2 separate regions of the Mus musculus genome follow, and region 2 is linked to region 1. Evidence: chromatin loops called from intact Hi-C (ENCODE). Cell type or tissue: left cerebral cortex. All regions are shown on one strand.

Region 1 (8,000 bases):
TCTTCCTTTGGCCTGGCTGGGGTGGGGGGTTGTGTGAGAACCCAGCCTGCCACCTTTGCCACCCAGTTGACCAGACTGCGTGGTCAGCACAAGAGGCAGCCTCTGGCTCTGGAGACCTGGCCATTCGGTAAAGTTTTAGCTGCACAAGCATGAGGACCTGAGTTCAGTCCCCAGAACCCATATAAAAGCCAGGGCATAGCGGTGCATGCTGGAGTTTGTCAGCGAGGTTAAACTGGCAGAGCCTCCTAGCCTAGGGATCCCTCCGCCTCCGCCTCCGCCTCCGCCTCCGCCTCCGCCTCCGCCTCCGCCTCCGCCTCCGCCTCCGCCTCCTTGCCCCCCACCCCCCCGCCCGCATTTCTGGGATTACAAGGGCAGACCATCATACCTGGTTACTGGACACTGAACTCCAGGTCCTCACACTTCCATGGCAAGCACATTAGTGACTGAACTCTCCCAGCATAGATTTTTTTTTTCTAGTGAGTTTTGTGTCGAGACAAGACATCACTATGTAGCCCAGGCTGACCTTGAGTGATTCTCCTGCCTCAGCCTCCTGAATGCTGAATACATACGTCACCATGCCTAACTGGAAGATTGCTGCTCTGTGTGTACAAAAACTAAAGTGGCTTGGGTGTCCTCCAAGCCCAGAGATGTTGCTGGGACCCTGAATCCCAACGCTGCCTCCTGATATCTCCATCACTCGTCCCTGCTAAACGCACTTCAAGTGATCTCACACTACAAAATCTTTACTCTGGAAAGCCACAAAAAATTTTCCTCCATAAACAGTATTGCAACTTGGGTCCAATGACGTGGCTCAGTGATCAAAGGCACGTGCTGTGTTTAGTTTGAGAACCAATTTCCTTAGGTTGTCCTCTGAACTCCACGTGCAATTGAGGTACATGCACAGATATATACAGATATAGATACAGATGTAAACTTAGATGTAGATATAAATGTAGATATAGATATAAATATATAGAAACATATATCAGCCTCTGCATCAGCCTCTCAAGTACTAGAATTGCATGTAAGGCATAGATCACCATAAATAACCTATGGTTTTATTTTCAATGTTATTATTGTTACTATTAATATTATTTATGGGGGGGGGGGTCGGGGGCAGAGGTCAATCTCAGATGTTGCTCCTTAAAGTAATACTCTTTTATTTTTAGGGACAGGGTCTCGCACTAGAACCTGGGATGGCTGTTTTTTGACTAGGTCGGCTGGTCAGTGGTCATCATTGCACTACAAGCATGCATTAGTAGTCCTGTCTGGTTCTTCTCAATGTGGATTCTAAGGCACTGACTAATCTATCTCCCAACCCCATGACCATCCCTTTTTTTTGGGGGGGGGGGTGTTTCAAGACAAGGTTTCTCTGTGTAGCCCTGACTGTCCTGGAACTCACTTTGTAGGCCAGGGTGGCCTCAAACTCAGAAATCCACCTGCCTCTGCCTCCCAAGTGCTGGGATTAAAGGCATGCCCGGCCTGACCATCCTTCTTAATGTTCACATAATATTCCTTGATTAACTACACCACAGTTTATTTTCTCCTTTTTTACCACTTAGATTTTTTTTCTAATTTACGCTACTATAAATAACAATGCAATTAACATCTCTATTTCTTCAGCTGGATCCAAATGTCTTATGAATTAACAGCAACTGAACAGGATTCAATTCTGTGTCATTGCTTTTCGGACAAAAACGGAATGTCCTGGTTTCCGAACAAGGAACCATCTAAATTTAGGCTTCTTGACAGAGCTGTGTGACAAGCCGAATAGCAATGACAGAGTCCCAGCAGCACTTTAGAAAAGTCTATTTAGCTTGTTTGCCCTCGTTGAGGGACAGACTAAGTCTCACGTTGCTTCATCTTAAAGTGACTTTCAAGACCGGAAAATTTACCCTTGAAGGGATGTTTTTTTTAGGTACTGTATTTTATTTTTACTTTTTATCTGTGTGTGTACACTGTGTGTGTGTGTGTGTGTGTGTGTGTTCCTGTGAGTAGGGGTGCATGCTTACCATGACACATGAGTGGAGGTCAGAGGAAAAGCTCAGCTGTCAATCATGTCCTTGCCCCTTGGTGGAGCCCAGGTCTCTTGTTTGCCCCGCTGTGTACACCAGGCTACCCTGCCCATATGTTTCCAGGAATTCTCTTGCCTTCCTTCACCTTCCATCTTGCCTTAGAAGTGCTGGGATTCCAGGTATGCACTATCATGTTGACTTTACATGAGCTCTGCCCACTGAGCCATCTTCCTGGCCTAGGGACTTCTCTCTAAGTAGCATCATTTGGACATTTGTTCCTTTACGCAGATGTCCTTGAGCCTGGCTAAGCTCAAGATCGCCCACAAATGCATCCTCCTCGATGTATTTAAATCCCAGTAATACAGTCGCCCTTGGGATGCCTGGAGCTTCAGTTCTGGGACCCTCGGCGAACATTGTGTGGATACGTAGGCCCTGTATAGATGTGATGGTGCTTGTAGAGAACCCATGTCCATCTTCCCACGCACTTGCAGTATTCTTTATATTACTTAGACTAATGCAAGGTCAAGTCTGTGTAAACGGTTGCTAGACAGCATTGTTTAGGGACTAGCAACAGCAGTAACAAAAAAATGGTTGGCTCAGACTCTGTGTGTGTGTGTGTGTGTGTGTGTGTGTGTGTGCACGCTGTGTGCCGGAGAAATAGAGACCAGAAGACAATTGTGTTGTCCAGCTCTCTTCCTTCTTATCTTCCTCTTCTTCTTCCTTCTCCTCCCCCTCCTCCTCCTCTTTTTCTTCTTCTTCCGGCCTCCCAAATGCTGGAATTAAAGGCTCTACCATAACAGTCTTAACTTATTTTTTTAAGTATGTTATTTTTTAAAACTTACAAAATAGCCAGGTGGTGGTTGTACACACCTTTAATCCCAGCACTCTGGAAACAGAGGCAGGTAGATCTCTGTGAGTTCAAGGCCAGCCTCATCTACAGTGTGAGTTCCAGGTCAGCCAGGGCTACACAGAGAACCCTTGTCTCAAAAAAACAAAAAAACTTACAAAATACACATACACACACACAGAGCCCAATGTCCATTCATGTACTTGAGGCACAAGGCACATCTAGCCACAAAGAGATCAAGTTACCTTGAGACATCATGGAGGTGAGCCAGAGGCTGCTCTGATCCCAGCCCCTCCAGCGTCCCAACTCTCCCTAAGTGGTGGCCCCACACCTTAGCCCCTGAAACTGCCCTTCACATAAATCTGGCCAAGTGTCGTCAACAGAATAAATCTCAGGCTTCTACTGCCACCTTGTGGTCACTTCTTGTCAGTTGCCCAGCCTCACGTCTCGGCCCATGCCATAGACCGTGGAATGACCTCACAAACTTAAAGAAAAGGAGGTCCAGAGAGGGTGGTGACACTCCTGGGGTCACACAGTTAGCCATGATGATGCTGCGGCTAGAATTTCACGTTCTTCAGTTCTGTGCGTCTTTGCTTTGGCTTCTCCAAGAAGCCAGGCTCAGACAGTGCCACGACTGGGCTCTCAAGTAGGAAGAAAAGAGAATGGGATAGTGTGCAACTTTAACTATTGAACTATTTGCTCCACTGGCCTGGGCAGGACAGAACAGCATCAGAAGCCACGAGTTTGCCTCTCATTCTCTCGTTCTCACTTTTGCCTGTAGCTACTTGCTCGGGAAGCCAGGGGAGCAAGCATAGGAATCCCACCGGGTCTCACCCTCTCCACTACTCCTTCCGGCCCAAAATGGCCCCAAATCGGAAGACAGATGTGAGGTTTGGATCGGAATGAGACTTATAGTGTTTTCCTACTGCCTCAACTTAGGCAAGGTGATTGCTGCCCGGAATCCATGTCTGCCTCTAAAACAATCCAAGTGACGACTGACCATCAGGAAAGAAAGATCCCAGCTGGGCAGTGGTGGCGCACGCCTTTAATCCCAGCACTCGGGAAGCAGAGACAGGCAGATTTCTGAGTTCAAGGCCAGCCTGGTCTACAGAGTGAGTTCCAGGACAGCCAGGGCTACACAGAGAAACCCTGTCTCAGAAAACCAATAAATAAATAAATAAATCCTTTAATAAAAAAAAAAAAAAGGAAAGAAAGATCCCAGGCTGGCTTGGTCCTCAGCTGACGAGGCTGTTGGGAATTGGTGGCAACTTTAGGACTTCGGGACAAACAGGATAAAGTTAGGTCATTGGAGAACATGCCCTTGAGGAGGACTGTACACACACACACACACACACACACACACACACACACACACACCTGCGCCCTTCCCTCTCTGTTGCCCAATTGCCGTGAGGCGAGCTGACTTCCTCCAGCATGTGCTCTGGCTGCCATGTACTGTGTCGCCACAGCCCAGGATAACAAGGCCAGGCAACTATGGCCTGAAGTCTCTGAAACTGTGAGTCAAAATAGACTTTTCCTCCTTGTACGTTTCTTGTTCTAGGTGTTTTAATCGCAGTGCCAGAAAGCTAACACAGCCCTAGATCTTCTGGTCTAATTACTTACAAGTTGGTCTGGGGCAAGGTTGACTAAAGTGAGGTGTGTTTGGTCAAGAACATTTAGAGTCAGGAAAAGCATTCCAGAAGGTAGCAGAACTGTAGACAGCAGCATGGCTTGGAAGTTAGAGTTAGGGTGGGATTGTGGAAGACCAAAATGGAAGCTGAAGGAGGTCTACCTACCTAATATTCCTGCCTAATTCACCTTACCTAAATGCTTTCATCAATTGTTTAATTGGAAAGTATGTATGCTGTCTTAGTTGGGTTACTTTGCTGTGGTGAAACACCATGACCAGGCTGGCGAGAAGGATGACGGATACATACATGGAGTAGAGATAGATGTTGATGATAGATGGATAGATTATAGATGATAGACTATACATTATAGATAGATGGTAGATTATAAGTAGACGGATGACAGATGAATAAATAGTAGCCAAACGATAGATATGTATAGATGATAGGTGGATAGAAAATACATAGATGACAAATTTATGGATAGATTGATTATAGAGATAAGTGATCCTTGGATAAATGATAGATAGATAGATAGATAGATAGATAGATAGATAGATAGGCAGGCTCGCTCCACATCAGCATATCCTCTCATCTATGAGAGGCCTCTCAGGTTGCTCCCGCCTCTGAGCTCCTGCCTCCTGCATCCATCCACAGCTCAGGAAAGCAGAGAGGAGATGAGAGTGCCCAGAAAGCGCTGCAGAATCTGAGCTTACTCCCCCCTTTCCCAAGGAACCCGAACCCTCCCCTTCCCTCTCAGCTTTCTTCCGATAAATGAAATTGTCTGAGTCCTTCTCCATCTCTAATCGGGTTAGGACATGTCCAATGCTCTTGACGAGCTTGTGGGCCGATCTGGGGATCAAACAAGATTACAGGGCAGCAAGCACTCAAGTCTGAAGAGGTGCATCCACCATCAGGATTATCAATAAGCTCCCATTGATCTCTTAATACAGAAAAAATACAGTTACCTCCTCCCAAGGGGTTTTCCTCACGGAGAATGGTAGGCATATCCTCTTCTCTGCCTACCTCCTTCCCACTGAATCTGGACCTTTGGCCCAGGGGTCTCTTGGCCCTTGGAACTGATGGGCACTCAGACCTCACTGTAAGTCAGAACTCACTCGAAGGTTCTTAACCAGGTGTAGATATTTGTTTTGCTGGGCTCAAACGATTTCAAAATTCTTCCTATCTCCCTGATGATATACAGAAATAGGAATGGTTACTTTTTTATTTGTATATGCCCATATATCACTGTACATGGGTGTGTGCACATGCATGTAGATGTAGATGAATTATTTATTCTAGTTAGCCCATATAAAAGACACAAAACCCTGGTATTTGGCTTATACGCTGTAAACCTAGACTGGGCAGGTTCTGAGTTATTCTGACGGCTCAGACACACGCCCTTTGCTACTTGCTGTTTGAGTCTTTTGCCCCAGCAGCCTGTGCTCGGGGTGCACTTCTGTAAGCCACCTGCTCCTGGTCCATCTCCTCTACTGGTGGCCTCCTGCTCTTTCCATCTTCTCTCTCCTCCCTCAGAATCTCCTGAGATCCCTCACTTGATTCTCAAGTCCCCCCTTTCTCTCTCTGCTGCCCAGTCACAGGCTCTAAGCCTTTTATTAACTGATTAACCTTACACTGGGGAGCAAGGTTTACACAACCAAGACTGCTGTGTGTGAGAATTCTCTCCTGGACAGCAACTGAACATTAGGGTTCAGAACATAGCACCAGATCAACCCCCAAAATGGGGAGGTCAGAGGACCACCTCAGGTGTTTATCCTCAGCCACCTCCCACCAAACAGGCCAGCAAGCTCCCAGGTATTCCCCCGTCTCTGCCTCTCCTCTCTCCATCTCTCCAGAATTACAAACACGCATTAGCACACCCAACTGTTTGCTTGATTGGTCCTTTTTTTTCTCCAAAATTTGGGGTCTGGAAAGATGACTTATGGGTTAAGAACACTGGGTATTCTTCAGGAGGACATGGGTTTAATCTCAGCACCCAGATGGCAGCTCACTACCATCTGACTCCAGATGCCCTCTTCTGGCCTCTACACATACAGATATACAGGTAAAAATACATAAAACAAAAAAATAAAAAAAATTAACTTACATATTTTTAAAAGATTTATTTATTTAATATATATGTGTACACTGTAGCTGTCTTCACACACCCTAGAAGAGGGCATCAGATCCCATTACATAGTTGTGAGCTACCATGTGGTTGCTGGGAATTGAACTCAGGACCTCTGGAAGAGCAGTCAGTGCTCTTAACCATTGAGCCATCTCTCTAGCCCCAATTTAAATCTTAAAATGAAATTAATGTCATTTCTGCTACTGCTCAGCCTGTCCTCTCCATTTTGTAGGGTCTAGGATTCCCTGCCTGGGGAATGATGCCTCCCACCATGGGCAGACCCTCCCACAGCAGCTGTAATTAAGAGAGTTCCTCACAGACATTCCCAGAGGCCCAGCTCCCAGAGGATTCTCTAAAGTCTACAATCAAAACTAACCATGCCGGGTACTGTGGCACTTCCCACAAAGGGTCCTTCTTCTCAGAAGACCCCAGCTTGGTAATATCAGTGAGCCACAGGCTCCACTATACCCTAGATTTCAGTCTCCAAGGACAGTTACCCATGGTCAACTGCAGCGAAAAATAAAATCTTAAAGGAATGTTCTAGAGAAAGAGATTTAGCTTGGAACTCAAGGATGGGAAAGGATGCTCACCATAAAGACAAGTCACATCACCTGGAGAAACTTCCCATGGTCCTCTTGGGCATCTCAGGGAGATCTCTGCACCCACATTCTTGATTTTCTTTGGCCTTGTTTTGTTTTGTGGTACTGGGATTTAAATCCAGGGTCTCACACAGGCTTGCCCTGTACCGTGGAATCAGGGCCTTAAAGAAGCCAATTTGTTCCCTTGGTGTCTTCCTCTTTTCCCAGTATTCTTATTGAAAAAGTCTTTTATTCTGAGTGGTCTGAGACCTCTTTTGGTGTTACCACGCCTAACCCAGGACGGACTTCAAAGCAAGTGGCTTTTGGAGCTAGACAGTACAATTTACAATTTTTTTTTAAAGCTGCCTGAGGTGGCTCACACCTGATACCCCAGTTCCTAGGACACTGAGGCCAGATGATTGCTGTGATTAAAGGAGACCTTGGGCTGTGTAGTGAGTTCTGGGCTAGCCTAGGCTACAGGGTGAGACCATGTCTCAAACAGAAATGTTAAGAAAGGATGGTGAAGCCATGTCATACAAACCATCTTAGGGGTGGTGGAAGCAGCCATCCTCAGAGGACAGGGGCTAGAGCTCAGAAGGGTTTTAAAGGTCCCAGAAGAGGCTGGGGGAGATGGATACAGAGGTAAAGGGCAGGGAAGAGGAAGGAGATAGGAAGAGAGGAAAGAAATCAAGAGAGAGATGAGGGAGGGAAGAAGGGGAGGAAAGGAGAGGAGGGGGGAGGGAGGGAAGTAGGAGACCAACTCTGAAGCACTGTGCAATACTAAGAATACTAAGAAATAACTGA
Region 2 (8,000 bases), 1.2 Mb before region 1:
CTCATGCATAAGAGGTCAGAGGACATGCTGTGGGAGTCAGTTCATTCAACTACGTATGTCACAAGGATCTAACTCAGGCCATTGGCGGCAGGTGTCTTTACCACCCGAGCCTTTCTCTGGCCCTGCTCTGAAGTTTTACATGTTAAACAAACTAACTGATTGGTGACAAAGGAAGGCAGAGTTAAGGGTATTCAAATTCCTCCCTCTTCTGTCTTTGCAGTAATTGTGTGAGCGCTTATATTGAATCTACTGTTTAAGCACTGACATGCGTTATGCATGACACATTGAAGACCTGAAGCGTATACAGAAGACAGCCACAGCCCAGAGTCTGGGAGAGCGTCTGTTTCACAGGAACAATTCACAGCTGAGCCCCTGTGTATGGAGCTCCAACTGTGTACCTGGGACTTCTCCAAATCACCCTCCAAACCATCTCACATTGTTTGTTGAGATGTTAGATTGTGCAATGTGCCATTTGGAAGCTGTTCCATTAAACTCAACTGTAAGTGCTTCACTGTGCAGAACTTAGAACAATGAAGAGATTTGGGGGAGAGACAGACAGCATTGTTGGCATCAGGCAGATTAGCTGGCATGTGGTAATAATAAAAAAAGCAAATTGACTGTTAGTGGGTTTTATTTCTGTTTTAATATTCTCTACTAGTGGCTGGGGATATGCCTAAGTTGGTAGAGCACCTGCCTAGAATCCCCCAGTGAGGGACTCGGTGGTGTGGCTCAGTGGTAAAGCATCTGTCTAGAATCCCCCAGTGGGGTGAGGGGCTGGGGGCGTGGCTCAGTGTTAGAGCCCCTGCCTAGAACCCCCAGTGAGGGGCTGGAGCATGGCTCAGTGTTAGAGCCCCTGCCTAGAATCCCCCAGTGAGGGGCTGGGGTGTGGCTCAGTGGTAGAGCCCTGCCTAGAATCCCCCAGTGAGGGGCTGGGGTGTGGCTCAGTGGTAGAGCCCCTGCCTAGAATCCCCCCAGTGAGGGACTTGGTGGTAAGGTCCTGAATACAGTGTTTATAATATCAATACTGCAGAGGCAAAAGGATCAGAGATTCCAGGTTAGCCATTATTACACAATTTGATCCCGTCTCAAACAAAACTAACCACAATAAAAGCATACCTTTCTCCCTACGCCCTGCCCGCTGGATGGCACTCCATGCTTGAATTGCTGTGCACTGGCACCCACCCATATCCCTGAATCACACAGATGTAGCTCAGGTCATGATAGGCCAAAGCCTCCCAGAGCTGACCTCCAGCTTGTGAAAACCACTTTGGATGCTCTGGGGTTATACCACCATTGTCTATGCAGAGTCTTTAAAATGCATTTAAATATTTCACAGAGTTTCTAAATTTTTTAGAATTCATAAATTTGCAATGGTAACAAGATCATAAAAGGAAAAGCATGCTCCCAACCAACCAGGAACACAGAACCCACTTATTTATATGTTGATCATTTATTTCTATTTTTTTCCCACCTGGATTCTCTCCAGAGATTTTATTTCTCATTTCTCAGAGAATCTAAAGACAGCAGAACTCAGTATGAAATAATCTTCGCTCTGCACCTGTTCAAATGACCAGCAAGACACTAGTCATTCATCCTTACACACAACCATCAACCCAGGGGACATGAGAAAATAAATAACCTAATATCCACACCATGGTGCCTCTCAGTGCTGCATCAGAAGGCAGATAGCATGGATAGGTATTTGAATTTTCCATGAAGGAAACTTTCTGAAGTCCCTCCCTTAAAAGTCTGGTGGACTGGGTACGCAGTATTTGGGATGGGGCCTGCTTCCCCTCTGCCTGTGTCTATCCAGCTGATGCTGGAAATCTTGTTTAATTAATAATAAACATAGCAGGATTAGTTTTTCTTTTCTATTTGAACTATATTCGAAATGGGATGGCTGGATGCTTCTTATAGAAACCCTTTGAAAATGAGACCATGTCAGAAATGAGTGATTTCTTATCATTCGGGATGCTGGCGGGGAAGTTTCAGCAGAGCAGAGAATTGATGTCACCTCCTGCTGCTGTCTCTACCACAGAGGCAGTCGGATCTACTTTCTTCCTGGACCCATGCGTGGGGGCAGCTTCTGCAGGCGGTACCTCCTTTCTGCTCTCAGAAGCTTTCTTTCTTCTTTCTGCCTGGGGTTTGCATAAGCCTTGGGAGGCCAGATGTTCCTCGGGTGCAGCAGAACCAGGCAGGCCTGAATGGAGCTGAGTCCTTGGGGACACATGCTACACAGCACAGCTCTGCCCTCACCACAGAGCTAAAGTTTACATTCAGGAGAACGAAGCTCTCAGAGGCTGGAAGACCTCAGACATGACTGCATTATGCTGTGAACTATGTGTCTTGTTGAGCTCTTGGTCAAGGTTCCTGAGCAATTTTTGCCCGAACCATGGGGAGGCTCTATTTGCAAGAATTTTTCTGTTAGGAATATTTATTGGGCCATTACCACCACACACCTGAATGCTCCTAGGAGGCCTTGTGCATGAAATTACACCCCCTTTGTTCTTTCCTTTTTCCTTCAGGATTGGGGATTGATTCCAGAGCTTCAGCCACAATAGGCAAGTGTCCTTTCTCTGAGCCACACCCCAGGCCCTTTATGGGGGACCTAGGCAGGGGCTCTACCACTGAGTCACACCCTCAGCCCCTCACTGGGGGATTCTAGGCAGGGGCTCTACCACTGAGCCACACTCCCAGCCCCTCACTGAGGGACTCTAGGCAGGAGTTCTACCACTGAGCCACGCCCCCAGCCCCTCACTGGGGGATTCTAGGCAGGGGCTCTACCACTGAGCCACGCCCCCAGCCCCTCACTGGGGGATTCTAGGCAGGGGCTCTACCACTGAACTACATCCTCAGTGTTTTTGTTTTTGTTTAATTTTTATCTTGAGATGAAGTGTCACTGATTTGCTCAGGCTGTCCTTGAGCTCCCTCTGTTGTTCAGGGTGCCTGGAATTTGACACACTCCTGTCTTAGCCTCCAGAATAGCAGATCCACAGGAGACTGTTTTTTTATGCTCTTTGCAGGTGTGTAGTTCACTGTACTGTAACACACCCTGCAGTACCTTCTCTTGTCTCTCCTTCTCCCCATCCAATGCTCCCCTTTCTCCTTCTGTGTTGATCCTGCTCTCTTTCTATACACATGTGTGCACACAAAAGACAAGCTATTTATCTTTTAGAGTTTGACGTATTATTTAACAATGATCTACAGTTCTATCCATTTTCCCATAAAGGGCATAATTTCATTTTCTTTTGTATCTGAATAAGAGTTTCTTTTGTATTCCATTGTGTGTAAATGCCACCTTCTCTTTTCTTGCGTGTCTGTTGACCATGCTCATCTGACCCTAAATCCCAGTCTTGTGAGCAGTGGACAGGACTGTTTGCCACAGCGGCTCATGCCTATAATCCCAGCACTTGGGAAGTGGAGGCAGGATGATTGGTGTGAGTTTGGGGCATCCTGGGCTACATGGTCAATTCCAAGATGGCCTGGGCTAAGACTGAAATTGTGTATGAAAAACTAGAAAGTAAAGCATGGATTCTGGGCCTTGCTGTAGCGTGCCTACTTCAGGAAGCTGGACAATGCAATGGCTGTTGGAGGTTTTTTTTTTTTTTTTTTTTTTTTTTGAAGAACCTCTATACAACTTTCCACACTGGCCACCCTGGTTCATCCCCCTAAATCCAGTCTGACTTTCTCTTCCTTCCTCTCTCTCTTTGTCTTTTCTCTCTTCTTTCTTTGCATACATCCTCCCACCCCGCCCCATCTTTCTTTTCTTTTTCTTGAGACAGAGCCTAGGTTGGCCTCAGACGAGCTCTGTGTATAAGAATGACCTTAAGAATGGAGCCCCTAAATGTTCATCGCCAAAAGGAAAAGGACACAGCTGGAGAAGTCTGAACACCTGGCTTATCTAAGAAAGGCCAAGTTGTAGCAGTGTGGCAAATTCCTAAAACATAATATCACGACATGAGGGCATAGAGGCAAATTCTAGAAGTGTGAGCAGTCCAACAGTATTCTTCTAGATTGTTCGTGGCTGGGCTGACTATTGGAGGGCAAATCTGGCTTATGAAAGGCAGTTCAAGGACACATGCCCCAGCTCAAGACAGGGCATGGGAGAATGACCCTACAGATGGGGCTCATCCTGAAGGCTTAGTTTGGGGGTCACAGACTTGAGACAGGGTCTCGCTCTGTAGTACAAGTTGGCCTAGAACTCACTATGTAGCAGAGATGGCCATTTGATTCACTGTAGCCCAGGCTGGCCTGGAGCTCACTTGATAGTCCAAATGTTCTTTTCCTAACTTGGCCTGGTCTTTCCTTTCTGTATTGTTGCCAGGGATCCAATCCACGGTCTCTTACACACAATATTAGCACCAAACTAACTCAGCTACATGTCCAGCCCTTAGCCTTAAGCTTCCAATCCTCCTGCCTCTACCTCTTATGTGGTGGGATTATAGGCCTGTACCACCATGCCAGCCATACGTAATTTACATTTTTAAAAAAATCCCTCAAAGTGAAAAATCTGGCTTTTGTCCATTTTGCATGTCTGGAACTTATACTATTAATCTCTGTATTTTTGTGTGTTTTTAAACATTCATAATATATAAAAGTCAATGGGAAACCACACCCTGGATCCACGTGGTCCTCTTCATTAAAGGGTCTTGAGGCAGGGCTGACAGGAAAAGGAGACAAATTCGTTGTCCTTAGACAAGAGGTTTTCTAGCCAACATGCCCCCCCCCGCCCCCGCAGGGTGGCCCACACACGGGGCGCGAGTTGGCTGGCTTAAGAGCAGCACCCGAGAGACCTTAAAAATATCTGGCCACCATGGACCTTATCGACCACCGTAGCCACAGAGGCGTGTGAATGGGGGCGAGGGGTAAAACGCAATCCAATCAATATATGCCTTTCTTCTGCTCCCGACCTCAAATAATGTATGTGCTGATTAAGGAGCCTGTCACTTAGTTTTAAAAGCAGTGTTAAATATTAATTACGAGTCGTATGGCTCGACCCCGGGACGGGTCATCATCTCCTTCCTTCTGGGGTTCTCCTGGGACACTGAAGGAAACCCCACCTCCACTTGGCCACTGGGAAACGGAGCGGATTTCGATTAGAAATCACAACCATTCTCTGTTCCCTCTCCAGCATTAACTGTGGACAGGACAATTACGGAAACAGAATTCATTGTTCGAACAAGCTGAACTCATAATATTAGTGTGGATTTAAAAAAATTTTTTTTCTTGGCCAGGAATTAAAAATAGCTTCTTCTCCCCGTCCCCGCCTCCCACCCTCCTGTTCCCTCGCTGCCAGATTTAGAAACAGGGGAACCTTCATAGGTTGCATCCTAGTTAGTATTCGCGAGGCAGTATGGCTCAGAATCATTTTATTTTAAAAACCAAGTCTTCACTGGATTCCTACAGGGGAGTCCCAGTGCACCAGCTCTGTGTTGGGTGCACGGGGACGGATGCAGAGGCGGGGCATCCGTCTGGGAAGGCTGGGAGCTGACTCCGTGGTGATGCCTGTCCTTGTCAGGATTATCATTGCTGTGATGACACACCTTGACCCAAAGCACCTTAGGGAGTTGCTCTGTTAGTAAAGCGCTTTTTTGTACAAGCGTGGAGACCTGAGTTCACACATCCCCACAAACTGGTAAAAGCCAGCTGTGGCAGCCTACACCTGTTATCCTAATGCTAGACAGGTAGAGATGGGAGGACCCAGACCCGCGAAAGGCCCTGCCTCGAAAAAGAATGTGGGAAATCATCTGAGGAAGATGCCCAAGATTGAACTCTGCTCTCACATGTGTGTGCAAACACACGTGTGCACACACACGTGTGCACCTACTTACTTCACTGCATAGGTCAGTCAGGCTAGCTGGCTATCCAGTTTCTAGAGATGTCCCTTTCTGTCTCCTACCTTGCCTGCCTGCCTCCTTCCCTTCCTCCCTTCCTCCCTTCCTCCCTTCCTCCCTTCCTCCCTTCCTCCCTTCCTCCCTTCCTCCCTTCCTCCCTTCCTCCCTTCCTCCCTTCCTCCCTTCCTCCCTCCCTCCCTCCCTCCCTCCCTCCCTCCCTCCCTCCCTTCCAACCTTGCTCCTGCCTCCCTCGCTTCCTACCTGCCTTTCTTCTTCCTCCTCCTCCCTCTGTCTCTTCTGTCTTTCTCCCTAAGTCTCTCTGTCTCCGTATGTCTTTCCCTCTCTCTTTCTTTCTCAAACTCATATTCTCACACTTGCAGAGAAAACAGTTCCTAGCTGAGCCATCTCCCCAGCTCAGAAACGATGTTTCAGCAAAGAATTTTTAGGAACTGGAGAGATGGCTCTGCAATTAAGAGCATACACCGCTCTTGCAGGACCTGAGTTTAGTTCCCATAGGGTGGCTCACAATAGCCTCTGACTCCAGCTCTAGAGAACCCAACATCCTCTTTTGTCATCTGCAGGCAACTGTACTCACATGTACACACCACACACCATATGCATGGTTTAAAAATAAAAGTAAATATTAAAAAAAAATTTATACACAGACTCAGGCAAGAGCCAAAATGCAAAGAGGCTTTGACTGGGGTTCCTGGTACTTTATCCCTTCCGTGTTGGGTTGAAACACTCCCCCCACCCCAATAATAAAAGATCTTTACAGATGTAATTTGCCAAGATTAGGCCATAATTACTGCCTGACATTCCAGCTGCCTGGATCGAATCTTCCAGAATCTGTCTTCGAGAAGCAGGCTTCTGTGGTTGCTGGCTCATCCTAACATCTGCGGGTCCTGATGCTGCAGGTACGGGGAAGATTAAATACACACGCCTTCAATAGCAAACCAGGGGACATCCAGGTGGTTGCTATGGGAACCACACTGAGTAGCTCCAACTTCACTGTCCCTTGTCAACTTTGTCAGTTGTCAGTAACTTCCTGGTTCATTCTACAAAATAGGAAGTTCACAAGCAGTCTGCTGTCACCAGAGCAAAGTGTGTCTTTGGTAGTTTCCGGGGAAAGAAACCAAAGCTTTAGGACAAGGGGTGTGTGTGTGTGTGTGTGTGTGTGTGTGTGTGTGTCTATTTTGTTTTTAATTATATGTGTACCTGTGTAGGGACATAGCTGTGTTAGTGCAGGTACCCATAGAAGCCTAAGGGGGCATTAGATCCCCTAGAGCAGGAATTATAGATAGTTCTGAATCACCTGATATAGGTTCTGGGAACTAAACTTGGGTGCTATACAAGAGCGGTGTGTGCTCTTAATGCTGAGCCATCTCTTGCACAGTCATTATTTGAAACAAGGTATTGCCCTTAAACCTGGAGCTCACCATTTCCATTATGCTGTCTGGCTGATGAGCCCCAGAGCATCCTCCTGTCTCTACCTCCCCAGTGCTGGGATAACAGGCATGTGCCACCACAGTCAGTATTTAACATGGGTTCTGGGTCTCAAACTCTGATCCTTGCGTTTGTGTGGCAGATACTTCACCCAGTGGTGCCATCTCCCCAGTCCAATACTCCTATGTGGCTCCATCTCCTCTCTACACTGGGAGTGATAGGACTTCAGTGGTGATGCTGAGCTGTGCCCAGAGACCTTCTGCATAGGCCTCCAGATTCTTTGATGAGCAAACATTTGAGATTCCTAATTGGGCTACTACCGTAGAGAATTATTTCATTATTAGAGATGAGAGGAGCTGCCCTAAACCTTGATCATCGTGCTCCCTTTGTTGGGAGCTTCTGGTAACTGAATATGCCAGTGTCTCTCTTGCACCTCTCATTTTTCCTCCCTGCATAGCTAATCAGTACTCTCTGCTTTATTCTTGTAAGAGTTCTATGTAAGTCGGCTCAGTTTTGCTGAAGTCTTTCTTTTTGTGCATTTGACACACTATTGGAGGACAGTAGAAATCTTTATGTTCAAGGGCTAGGGGAACAACACTCAAACTCGGATACAACTCAGAAATTATAAGAGGAAATAATTATTACAATAGAGAAGAAATATCACTCTACTCTACGCTAATGCACTTAACTGTCAAACAAAGAGATCTTTAAGATGATGAA

The links. A loop is a pair of places that touch in the nucleus more often than their neighbours do. Peaks named below come from ENCODE experiments on the same cell type or tissue, not always from the same donor. Only the 100,000 strongest peaks of a DNase experiment are listed, where the experiment ranks them.
Region 2: a loop joins it to region 1, with 2.8 times the contacts of the local background. A loop is called at or near these places in 16 of 42 quality-filtered maps.

The regions. Positions count from the first base shown.
Region 1 is chr5:142,316,221-142,324,220 of GRCm38, forward strand. No RefSeq gene overlaps it. Among named protein-coding and RNA genes, the nearest start is that of Gm30998, 43 kb to the right of the region's middle. In left cerebral cortex, a CTCF peak has its summit at 3,280 (motif pointing left); DNase peaks (open chromatin) are centred at 1,738 and 3,272.
Region 2 is chr5:141,074,206-141,082,205 of GRCm38, forward strand. It overlaps Gm38730 (a long non-coding RNA gene), which reads left to right. Exons shown (of 3, transcript XR_868654.1): 3 at 221-480. Among named protein-coding and RNA genes, the nearest start is that of Gm38730, 13 kb to the left of the region's middle. In left cerebral cortex, a CTCF peak has its summit at 2,948 (motif pointing left); DNase peaks (open chromatin) are centred at 2,112, 2,960, 4,984, 5,281 and 2 more places.